Linked DNA regions of Homo sapiens: all the other regions are linked to region 4. The links are chromatin loops, found by intact Hi-C in ENCODE. Cell type or tissue: A673. All regions are shown on one strand. Region 1 holds the start of CNTN4 (contactin 4). Region 2 overlaps CNTN4 (contactin 4). Region 3 overlaps CNTN6 (contactin 6). Region 4 has its middle 5.6 kb from the start of CNTN6.

What was found. A loop is a pair of places that touch in the nucleus more often than their neighbours do. Peaks named below come from ENCODE experiments on the same cell type or tissue, not always from the same donor. Only the 100,000 strongest peaks of a DNase experiment are listed, where the experiment ranks them.
Region 1: a loop joins it to region 4, with 4 times the contacts of the local background. A loop is called at or near these places in 3 of 110 quality-filtered maps.
Region 2: a loop joins it to region 4, with 5 times the contacts of the local background. A loop is called at or near these places in 2 of 110 quality-filtered maps.
Region 3: it touches region 4 in a loop (4-fold over the local background); 3 of 110 quality-filtered maps call a loop at or near these places.

Annotation. Positions count from the first base shown.
Region 1 is chr3:2,097,343-2,099,842 of GRCh38, forward strand. CNTN4 (contactin 4) reads left to right here and starts at 1,524. Exons shown (of 25, transcript NM_175607.3): 1 at 1,524-1,636. LOC124909338 (a long non-coding RNA gene) reads right to left here and starts at 913. Exons shown (of 2, transcript XR_007095785.1): 1 at 805-913; 2 at 239-616. In A673, no CTCF peak of the experiment used is centred here; DNase peaks (open chromatin) are centred at 1,409 and 1,949; H3K4me3 peaks cover 1,668 bases; H3K27ac peaks cover 497 bases; H3K27me3 peaks cover 1,202 bases.
Region 2 is chr3:2,155,148-2,157,647 of GRCh38, forward strand. All of the region lies in intron 2 of CNTN4 (contactin 4), which reads left to right. Among named protein-coding and RNA genes, the nearest start is that of CNTN4-AS2, 12 kb to the left of the region's middle. In A673, CTCF peaks have their summits at 1,307 (motif pointing left) and 1,506; a DNase peak (open chromatin) is centred at 1,284.
Region 3 is chr3:1,331,452-1,333,951 of GRCh38, forward strand. The region is part of intron 11 of CNTN6 (contactin 6); the gene reads left to right. Among named protein-coding and RNA genes, the nearest start is that of CNTN6, 240 kb to the left of the region's middle. In A673, no CTCF peak of the experiment used is centred here; DNase peaks (open chromatin) are centred at 1,010 and 1,160; H3K27ac peaks cover 2,500 bases.
Region 4 is chr3:1,086,128-1,088,627 of GRCh38, forward strand. No RefSeq gene overlaps it. Among named protein-coding and RNA genes, the nearest start is that of CNTN6, 5.6 kb to the right of the region's middle. In A673, a CTCF peak has its summit at 1,002; a DNase peak (open chromatin) is centred at 1,114; H3K27ac peaks cover 1,978 bases.

The DNA.
Region 1 (2,500 bases), 1.0 Mb after region 4:
GGTTGGGGTGGGGTGGGGGCGGGGGGGTAACTTCTTTATTTAGCATTAATCTCAGCAATCATGAAAGTCATGGAATTTCAAGTGATGAAAAATTTGACCACAACAATACCTATCACTAGCCTGGTTTTGCCCACTTCTCGAACAGGAATTATAAAGATAATAATTAATTCTAAAAAGCAGAAGACAAAACAAACAAACCAAACCAACACTGAATGAACTAATAAGGCTGCTGCATATATATGTTGGAGTTGGATGTTTATTTGCTTACTGCAGTAGTTTAAAAATAGTTTTCCAGTTAACATCTTTTCCACATAGTGGAGATGTCAGGGTAGGTTTACATGATTGCGTAAATGGTCAGAAGTTGTTTATGTAGCTCTGAACTGCTGAGAGATGAGCAGGAAGACCTGGGTTCAGCAAAACCCTTGGGGCTTTTTCCCAGAGAGAGAAACAGAGGCTCCTCTCTGGGTTGCTGGAATGCTTTCCAGACGAATTCGACTGGGTTGGCTTTTCTCTGCCTGTCAAAGTCACTTTGCACAGTGCTGGTGAGGGGCTGGGGCATTGCTGCCAATCTCTACGGTTACCCCGAGGTGTGGAGTTGCGGCGAAGGGAGCCACTTCTGCAAGGAAACAGTAGATTCATAATGTAGAATGACCGTGGCAACGTCGTTCAAAGCACATTCTTTCGAATAACAAGGCTTTCGACATGCCCCACCCCCGCGCACAACACACCACAAATTGATCCTTGTACCTAATTTACAGCAACTGTTCCCTCTGACCTCCCCCCGCCCCCGCCCCACATTCCAACCTGAAAGCACTTTGCGTGGATGAGACTTCAGGTGTGTAACGCAGCCTGTCCAGCCAGTGTCCTCCGCCTAAGGACAGGCAGGTAAAAACCTACCAAAGCCCCCTCTTCTGGCCTAAGTTCAATGCCACCCGCCCACCCACATTCCCCGGTTCAGCAATTTTCAGCCCAGACGCAGAAGCATCTGTTTCCCTGGCCAGGGCGCCTTAACGATCCCCCGAATTCCGCGTCTCCCGGAGGCCAGAGGTTTGGGTACCCAGGAAGGTCGCGCCTCCTCGTGCCCCGATACTCGGGTTGTAAAGGGAGGAGACATCGCCTCGGCGCATCCCTGGCCGCTGAACAACGCAACCCCTACGTCCCCGCACGGGAATCCGGCTGATAATCTCCTCTTGCCTGAGAATCGGGCCAGGCGCCCTTTACTAATTTCGCGCGCTGGGGACCTGGGGCTGCCGCCTCTCGGCCGCGCGGGGCAGGTGCTGCGTCCCCAGCGCTCGCCTCCTCCGGCCGCGCACTGAGCATGCGCGGGCTCCGGGCCTCCGGCGCGTCTCCCCGTCCCCGCTCGTCTCCCGCCCGTTCCCACCCGCCCGCGCCTCTCCCCTTCCCCGAGCGTCTCCCCCGCCCCGCGGCTAAGGAGCCGGCAGCCCGAACTCCGGCGCGCCAGGTTTTTCCAGCCGCCGCGAGCGCCGGGAGGGAGGGCAGCGCCGCGCCAGACGGAGCCCGGGGTTCGACGCCAGGATTGGCTGCAAGTAGGGAGCTTTCGCCGCCGCCCCGGGCCCCTCGGACTGTGCCGGCGCCGCACCCGAGGCTCTCGCCAGCCCGGCGCCCCGGTGCTGAGGTAAGTGAGGCGGCAGCTGTGCGGGTCCGGCTCCTGCGTGGGCGCGCGATGCCCCGGGGACGCGGTCGCGGGTGTGGGGGGGAAAGGGCAGGGTCCGCGCGGGTTGCCCGAAGGACAGGGGCGCTTCCCGGGGCTCTGACTCCCGCGGGGCCGGGCAGCGTCTGCGGGGCCGTCCAGCTCAGAGCCCGGAAGCCCTGCAGGGTCGGGGAGCGGGAGCTGAACGCCTGAGCGCGGAGGACTCAGGGCCCCGACGACGCCACCGTCACCCCACAGCGACCCTTCTTCTCCTTCTCAGCCGGAAAATAAGTTTGTTGCGCTGCGAGGCAGCCACAAAACAAGGAACCGAGAGCCCGGAATGCTGCGGGAAGCCTTCAAGTCAGCTCCTCCGACTGGTTCGGGCTACTGCCCCCTCTCCGTGCGCCCTGGCCTCTGGCGCCGGGTTCCCGGCGGGGCTTTTCTTCTGACAGCCCAGTCACAGCCCGCAGCAGAGGGACGCGAACCTGGGGAGTGGAGGGACCTGGGACTAAAGGAACAGGAGCCCGTAGCCGTGGTGGAAGGAGCCGCGTGGAGACGGAGGCTGATGTCTGTGGCGCCCGCTGGGTGCCGGGCTGGCTGCTGAGCGCTGAGGCTGCGGCGGCGAGCGACAGGCCAGGTGCCTGCTCTTAGGGAAGGTACCTGGCTTCCCCAGTCTCTGCCGCGGGAGCCTGTTGGGTGGCATTCGTTTCCAGCAACTTCTGGGGGGTTTCCAGTTTCTTTCGAGAGGCAAGACAACCGCCCCGTCCCCTCCCCGGGCCCAGACGGCGGCGAACTGTGCGCCGGGCGCCCCACAGACCCCAATCCACTCACTCTCCTTCTGGAACGCGG
Region 2 (2,500 bases), 1.1 Mb after region 4:
ATAATCTTCTCATTATGTTCAGAAAGCTAATTTTAAACCTAATTTTCCCATCTCTGTCTCTCTCTATTCCAGTGCTTACCTGCCTGCATTAATTAATTCCTGTGCAGCAATGAAAATTTGACTCAGTTACCTGACCTCTTACCTTCTGATTGCAGAGGCTCTGTCTCTTACAGGGGTGTGGGACGCCTGGTGCCACAGGACATGTGAACACAGATTATCCGTACCTGGGAGGTGACTTTGGTGAGATCGGAGACATTGGAGTCCCCCAGGAGCAGCTCCTCAGCAGATTGGGGATAAGAACAGAGGGCACCTACAACAATCTATGTATTACAGAACACAGCTCTTTTTCTTTTGCGAACACAGCTGTTTTTCTTTTGCCTGACTTGACTGAAAACTGTTTTTAAGTGAATTAAGTGTTTTAAGTGAATTAGGTGTTTCAGCTATGTCGCCAGTGGGCACTGAATCCTAAAACAGTGATCTGGAAGGGTCTTGGTGACCATGCTATCCAAGCACCATGAGATTTGGACCTCCAAGTTGGGTTCATCTTCTCACTCTCCCCGTGCTCTCTACTGTGAAACCACATTGGTCTTCGCTTCCTCCAACACAGCTAGCTCTTGTCTGCACCAGAGTCTTTGAACTGTGGTGCGTTTTACGTGAAATACCTCCAAATGATTCTTGTTCATCCTTAAGATCTCAGAATAGATGTCATTTCCTCAGAAAGCACCACCTTCTTGACCCTCCAGCCTACAGGAGGATTCCCTGGACTGTGTTGTCATAGCACCTTTGCTTTTCCATCAAAATATTTAACATAGTTCATAAATTGTTTCATAGATGAGGGGGTGGTTAGCTCGGGTTGCTTTTTCTCTTCTCCAGTAAGAGATTTCAGAATCACTCCCCTTAGAATCATTTATATGAGGTTTTCCCCTGAGGGCAGGCCAGTGGCCTCACTGCTTCAGAAGGGGGTGTAATCAGGGTGAAGAGCAAAAATGCTTGGTATCTTTGAGGGAAAAGAAATGAAGTTTTGGAGAGCTGGTAGGTGCCAGAGCCGTTCCTGCCTCAGTGCTTCCATAACCAGCTGGGGACTTAGGAGGTGGCTGTTTGTGGGATTCAAAAAACGGAACCATGGGAACCTTGGAAGCCCAAGTGCTGGGCGTCTTCGATGAGCTTAGCATTCAGAAGAGAAATTGCGCTTCATAGGCCATGTGGGGTCTGTGCATAAACCTGTATACAGCAGAGTTCATTGCAGCAATGGTCCCGCGCCTTCCTCAGCAGCGTCCTCAAGCAGCGCCACCGTGTGGCAGCAGTAAGCAATGGCAGTGATCGGATTCCTGTCCACTCCCTGGTGTGGATGTCCTCGGCGGACTTCCTGTCCATTACGCATGTGGGACATCAAGAGATAAATCGGAAAAATAAGAAATACAACTGTATATGAAGCCCGGTTTGGAGAGGCATTTGTTTGCATAAGTCTGTAAGATCCGTTGTAGACCCTCGGTAAATGTTTGTTTTGGAGATGAGGAAATGGAGGCAGAGAGAAGGCAAGTCATTTATCACAGACAGCGTTAACTCTGGGCAGAGTTAGGATAAGAATATGTGAATCTTCTGGCCCCAGTTTTGGTAGTTCTGCAGTTGAAAGATACCATGAAGAAGGATGATGTGTATTAAGAGACCATGATCCGATCACTCTTTATGAGATTACTAAGAGCTATGGATTGCTAGGGCTATTCCTGGCTATTTGGGGAGAGGGAAGTCTGACCCTCTTGGATGCTTATTTTATCTCTGGCAACCATTTTGGGGTCATTAATATTTCTCATCTGCATGTCTGTACCTCTTCCTTCCAGTTTTCCTAATGACCTTCTTCCTTTTTGCCTGCCTCCTTGCATTTCCGTTTCGTTGGTTTACCAAATAGATTTCATTGTGAGATATGTGTGTCATTGAGTCAAATGTATCTTCACTAAAAGAGAAGTTCTGGTTCCTGTTCTGAAATTTCTGTCTTACACATTTAAAAATGGAAGAAGATATTTAAAAGTAAAATAAATTAAATAAGCACACATTAATATAATGAGATTACATAAGACCTGGTGGATAATATGTGAGACTGGGTTGAGATTGATGAGTGATGGCTTCTTAGAGGAGAAAGATTTTAAAGATATGCGATATGAAAGTAGAGGGAGGAGGTGTGCACTCCGACGAGAAATGAGACAGGTGGGGAAGTCCAGTGTACATGTGTTTACGGGGTTAGTGAGAAGAGAGTTGGCAAAAGTGTATGGGATTATTCAGAACAATCTGAGGAAAAGATATCTGGCTTAGGGAAGGAGTTCCTGGAGTCAATGGAGACTTAAGCTGTTAAAGGAAAATAAAAGTGAAAAAAATGAAAAAAACTTTGGAGTAGTTTTTGGGCTCAAAATCTCACTTTACTGTTACTATCTGGGTGACTTTGGACAAGGTATTTAAGATATGAATGTGTTTTCTCATCTACAAAAATGTGCTTTTGTGAAAATCA
Region 3 (2,500 bases), 250 kb after region 4:
AAGAAAAGGTGAAAGGAAACCTGTTGTCCTGACTCAGGTTGGGTCTCTTCTTCTGTGTGCATTGCCTAGGAGATTTGCTCCCAACAGATTTAGATGTGAATTCTTTTTAAATGTTTCCTCATGCATTCCTAAAATCTAATCAAGGTTTGAATACACTGCTGTGGAACAGAAAAACATAAGAGATCCTGCAGTATCAAACACAGCACCTTGTACTGAGGGTCTGGACAAATTGATTAACTGTGCCTCATTTAATAAAGTAACTCACCCAAGGAGCAGAATGATGGCATTTACCTTCCACAAGCTTTAAAGGTCCAAACACGAAGTATGTGGGAACAAGAAAGAAAATTAGGAGGAGAATTTGAGTAAAGCTAAGATAATGAGAGAGAGAAAAAAAAAAGCTAAGATAATAAGAAAAAAAAGCAGGAGGGAAACTGCTTTTTAAAACAGCTCTTCAGGTTTTTGTTTTATTTTGTTTTGTCCCATACAGAATAAATTTGGGGTCATTTTCACCTCACCACAGTTACTAATAATCATATCAGCTCAGCATTGTCTCTCTGTGATTAAGGGAATGAACCCTGTGAGTTCTATTTATACATTATTCTTTCATTCTATCTTTTCATTGCTTCAGGGTTTCACTGCAGGTCTTAACAAAAGAAAACATACATACAAACAAGCAAATTATCTCCTTACTGTGCATTCTTAAAAGTTGAAAATAATTGAGCTCTAGCAGAATGTAGTAATTACAGTCACTACATCTCCACCCGGTAGAGATTACACTGAGCAGTAATTTTCAAAAGGTCACACAGTTAACTCCATGAGTCTATGTCCCTGCACACTTTCTAGCTTGTCCTTTCTTCTGTTGCCATCTGATCGACTGGCTTTATTAAGTGCATGGCTTCAAGCTGTTTGTTGAGAAATACAGCATCTATGCTTCTGTTTGTGTCAGACTATTGCCTTTTTTATAGTCTTATCGTGGGACTTCCAAACAGATTGAGGTAAAAAATTAGAGTAGTGATAAGAAAGAGAGAAAGAAAGGAAGGAAAAAAGGAAGGAAGGAAGGAAGGAAGGAAGGAAGGAAGGAGGGAGGGAAGGAAGGAAGAGAAAGAGGGGGAAAGAAAGAAAGAGAGAGAGGAAGCAGGAAGGGCAAGAAGGGTCACTGCTGTTTACTATAGACGTGGTGTGATATAGTAAAAAGATTTCAGCCCCCACCCTGTTGAGAGCCTGACTTTGGCAAAGTCATTTGTCTTCTATAGAACTTCATATGTAAAATGAATTAGAGGTACTTCATTTTCCTAAAAAAGGAGAGAAAGTCAAATGGTTTCTTCAAGCCTGTTCAGGCCCAAGGTTGATTATTTCTTCTACATCTTTGGTCTGAACCATTACGTGGTAGCCAAATTCTTTTTTCCCTGATCAGAACCCCCTCTTCTTTTTCAAAAGAGTATTGACAGAACAGATCCTAAATCCTAGCAAAGTAGCTACATTTAGCTTTCAAATTGTCATGGCTTTAAGAAGACAATATTAACGAAAGCTTTGGAGAAGACAACATCAAAATAGCAGTTAATTTCACAAAATATGTTTTCTTACATTTGAATACATAAAAAAGTTTATTTGATTGAGTATGTATGTGTGTATTTGTGTGGGTGGGGTGTGGGTAGATGGGTACCTAGGAATTGGCATCAGATTTCCAAAGCAAACAAAATTAAATATATTAGGAGCCAGGGACAGAGTATTGCACATAAAGGTTGACTGGGCAATTTATTTTTAGATTTGATTACAAATGCAAGGGTTATTGCATGTGTACATACACTGTTCAATGCTATATTTGAAAGGAGCACTAGAGATAATGTATCCCATTTTCCGAATTTACAGTGCCAGATCCTAAACTCAAACACAGAACGCTGAGCCCAGTACACATTTTTTAATGCCACACCAGACTGATTATTTCACTCAAATAGCAATATATACATAACTTCTACCATCTCATACCTCTGTTAAAACATGACACAGTTGTATATATATGAAGAATAAAAAAGTCAGATATAGGAAAAAAGTTCAAAATTTTACAATGATTCCAAGTAGAAATGGTTTCTAGTTCTTGACCTTGGAAATACCTATGTGAGGAAATGTACATTTTTAGTTTCTGTTGTAAAACTTCTATATGGTACTGTCTACTTTGAAATTTCATTGTCACTAACTCTTGCAGCCAATAAAGTATAACTACCTAGAGATGGTTGAGAGGGCTCTAAAGAAACCTATTCAAAGTAATCAGACTGAAGTGCTGACTTATAAAAAAATGGTGGCAGTATATATATTTTGACAATTTCTTCTAGTCTTACATGAATTGAAACAGCTTCCATCACACAGCTAATAAGTGAAGAAGCTTAGACTTGGTGCCAAGTCTTCCATCTCTGTATTCACGTCTTTTCCTCTCTATGGATAATGGAGTACACGCTCAGCTCTTCAGTTTTTGAAAGGCTGTTGTCACATGATTCAACGTAAT
Region 4 (2,500 bases):
TGGTATAAGTGAAAAAAATTGTTTTGGGGGCAAAAGACTAAGGAAATTGTTATCACCCTCCCTTCAATGCACTTTTTCCTGAGGGAAAGTAAACGTTGATATGTGCAGTGGATTTCTCTTCATGACACTCTAATCCCTACCACTCCCTCACCAAAAAGGAAAAGAAAAGGCAAGAGAAAAAAAAATGATTTCCATTTCCTGGGACCATTTAATATTTTCTATTCTTTACCAAAGCACCGTGGAGGTTTGAGACAAATAATTACATTCAGACCATTTTCATGAAAACAAGCAGTTCTTTGAAGAATGTCGGACTTAACTATCTAATTAATTGTTAAATCTTGGCAGTTATAGCCTAAAACGTTACATATTTAAGAGAAACTTTTTACTATACCTTCAACACTAGAAATAACCATAAAATTATAGCACTTATTTTCGCCTTCTATTTGATATACCAATGGACATAGCAGGGGACTCTTGACAAGAGGTTTAGAATACAAATGCTGGGGTTAGGTGGACTTGGATTCACATCCCCGTTTATCTTTTTACCGTTGTGTGATCTTGGCAAAAACCTCAATTGCTAGTCAAAGGTGATAGGAATATCTGCCTCATAGGGTTGTTACCAGGACTAAGTGAGATTTTGGATTTGGTGTCTAGCTCACAGGAAGCACTCAGAAGATTATAGAAGATTATTCATATTTTGGTAATATTAGAAGTGTCTGTGGTGAATAGAAGAAAAGTATGTTATAGAAAATATTTTTTTAAACAATGGTTATTTAGAAAAGTTGTACATACCAATGGGCATAACAAACAAACCAAAGCAATAAATAACACCGAGACAATATTACTCATGTTGGTATATGACAGATCTTTAAAATAATTGTGCATGTTCAATAAATTATTATGTGTTAATCTTTGCTTTTAATTTATTTGGAGAAAAAACTGTCATTACAGGTTTCTTCACAACAAGGCAATTATTTAAGAGCAATAGTCAATAATATTTTCCTGTAGGAGGCAGAAGTAGATCAGGGTTTTGTGGAGCCTGAAGTTTATAGCATTTTGAATGCCCACTTCAAGAGTTGGCAGTGAAGAGCAACCCAAGTATTTCACTGGAAAGTATCAGGAAAAGTACAGACATTGGATTTTTCCCCCTCTTTGGTAAGGAGAGAAGAGGAAATAGCAGCTATAGGAAGAGGCTCCCCTTGGGGCCTTGAGGGATTAAAAAAAAAAAAAAAAAAAAAAAGGCAGTGCTTCCTGGTTCACTGAAGTGGATTTTACTGGCAAAGAAACTTTGCCACAGCATTCCTTCAGAGAAATTCTACTTGTGAGCTTCTGCCTAATGTCGGCGTCCGCCAAGTGATGCAATTCCACTGGAATGTGTGCAACTGAACTGTTGGGATCAATGCCTTTGCAAACCTCAGAAGGAAAACATATATTCAGTACAAATGTTAGCTGCTACACTAAATACAAATGGGACAAGCTACCCTATAAAAAGACAACGCCAATTTTTTTTCAGTCAAGCTGAATGATGTTTATAAGAAAGGCATCTAAAACAGTGAGAAAAAGTGTTAATATTCTAGTATATACAGGAAAACAAAAACCAGAAAGAAAGGAGAAATGCTGAAAATAATTCATGTCAAGGAGATGTAAACATATTTAAAAGGATTCTTAAGATGTTATATAATCATAAAAACAAAATCCACTAGAGATATTTATATATGTAGTGTGTATATGTGTGTGTGTGTTTGTGTGTGTGTGTGTAGCCTTTATCGATGAAACAGTTTAGCAGCAGAATATATAGTACAAAGCTTCTTGAAAGATAATTGCTCCATTTGAAAAATATTTCTGGGAAATATTTAAGATACCGCTCACAGAACTTGACATGTCAAGTAGACAAAATGTGAGAAAGAGTATAGCGATTTGAATAATAAAACAATATTAGTCTAGATTCTTGAGTCAAGCTGCTTAGGTTTTATTCTTCCCCCACTGTCACCCAGTTGGATGTTCTTGGGCAATTTAGTTAAACTTTTTATGTTCCAATTTTCTTGTTGGTTAGATTTTGCAAATAATATCAAACCCATCAGGTTGTTATAAGGATTGAATAAATTGCTAATGCCAATGTAATGCTGAAGACACTACCTGACACATAATTTGAGTTATAGAAGTTGCCTATCAATATGTTCATCATCGTCTTCATCATTGTCCAGAAAAAATATAAATGAATAAAACTAACTCAGATCTATAAGAAACTAAAATGTCTAAACATAAATTGAGATTAGAGAGGTGATTGTTTCACTAAAATCAATAATAATAATAATGTACACAACAATATTTTGGTAGAATGATAGACTTATTGATTTTATTTTTTCAAAGCCTTTAAGAGAATCTACAGTCTGTCATCATTTAATTCATTAAAAATCAACTTTATTGAGGTATACTTTACATGAAATGACATATACCCATTTGTCTAGGTTGATAAGATTTGTCCAATACATATACCCTT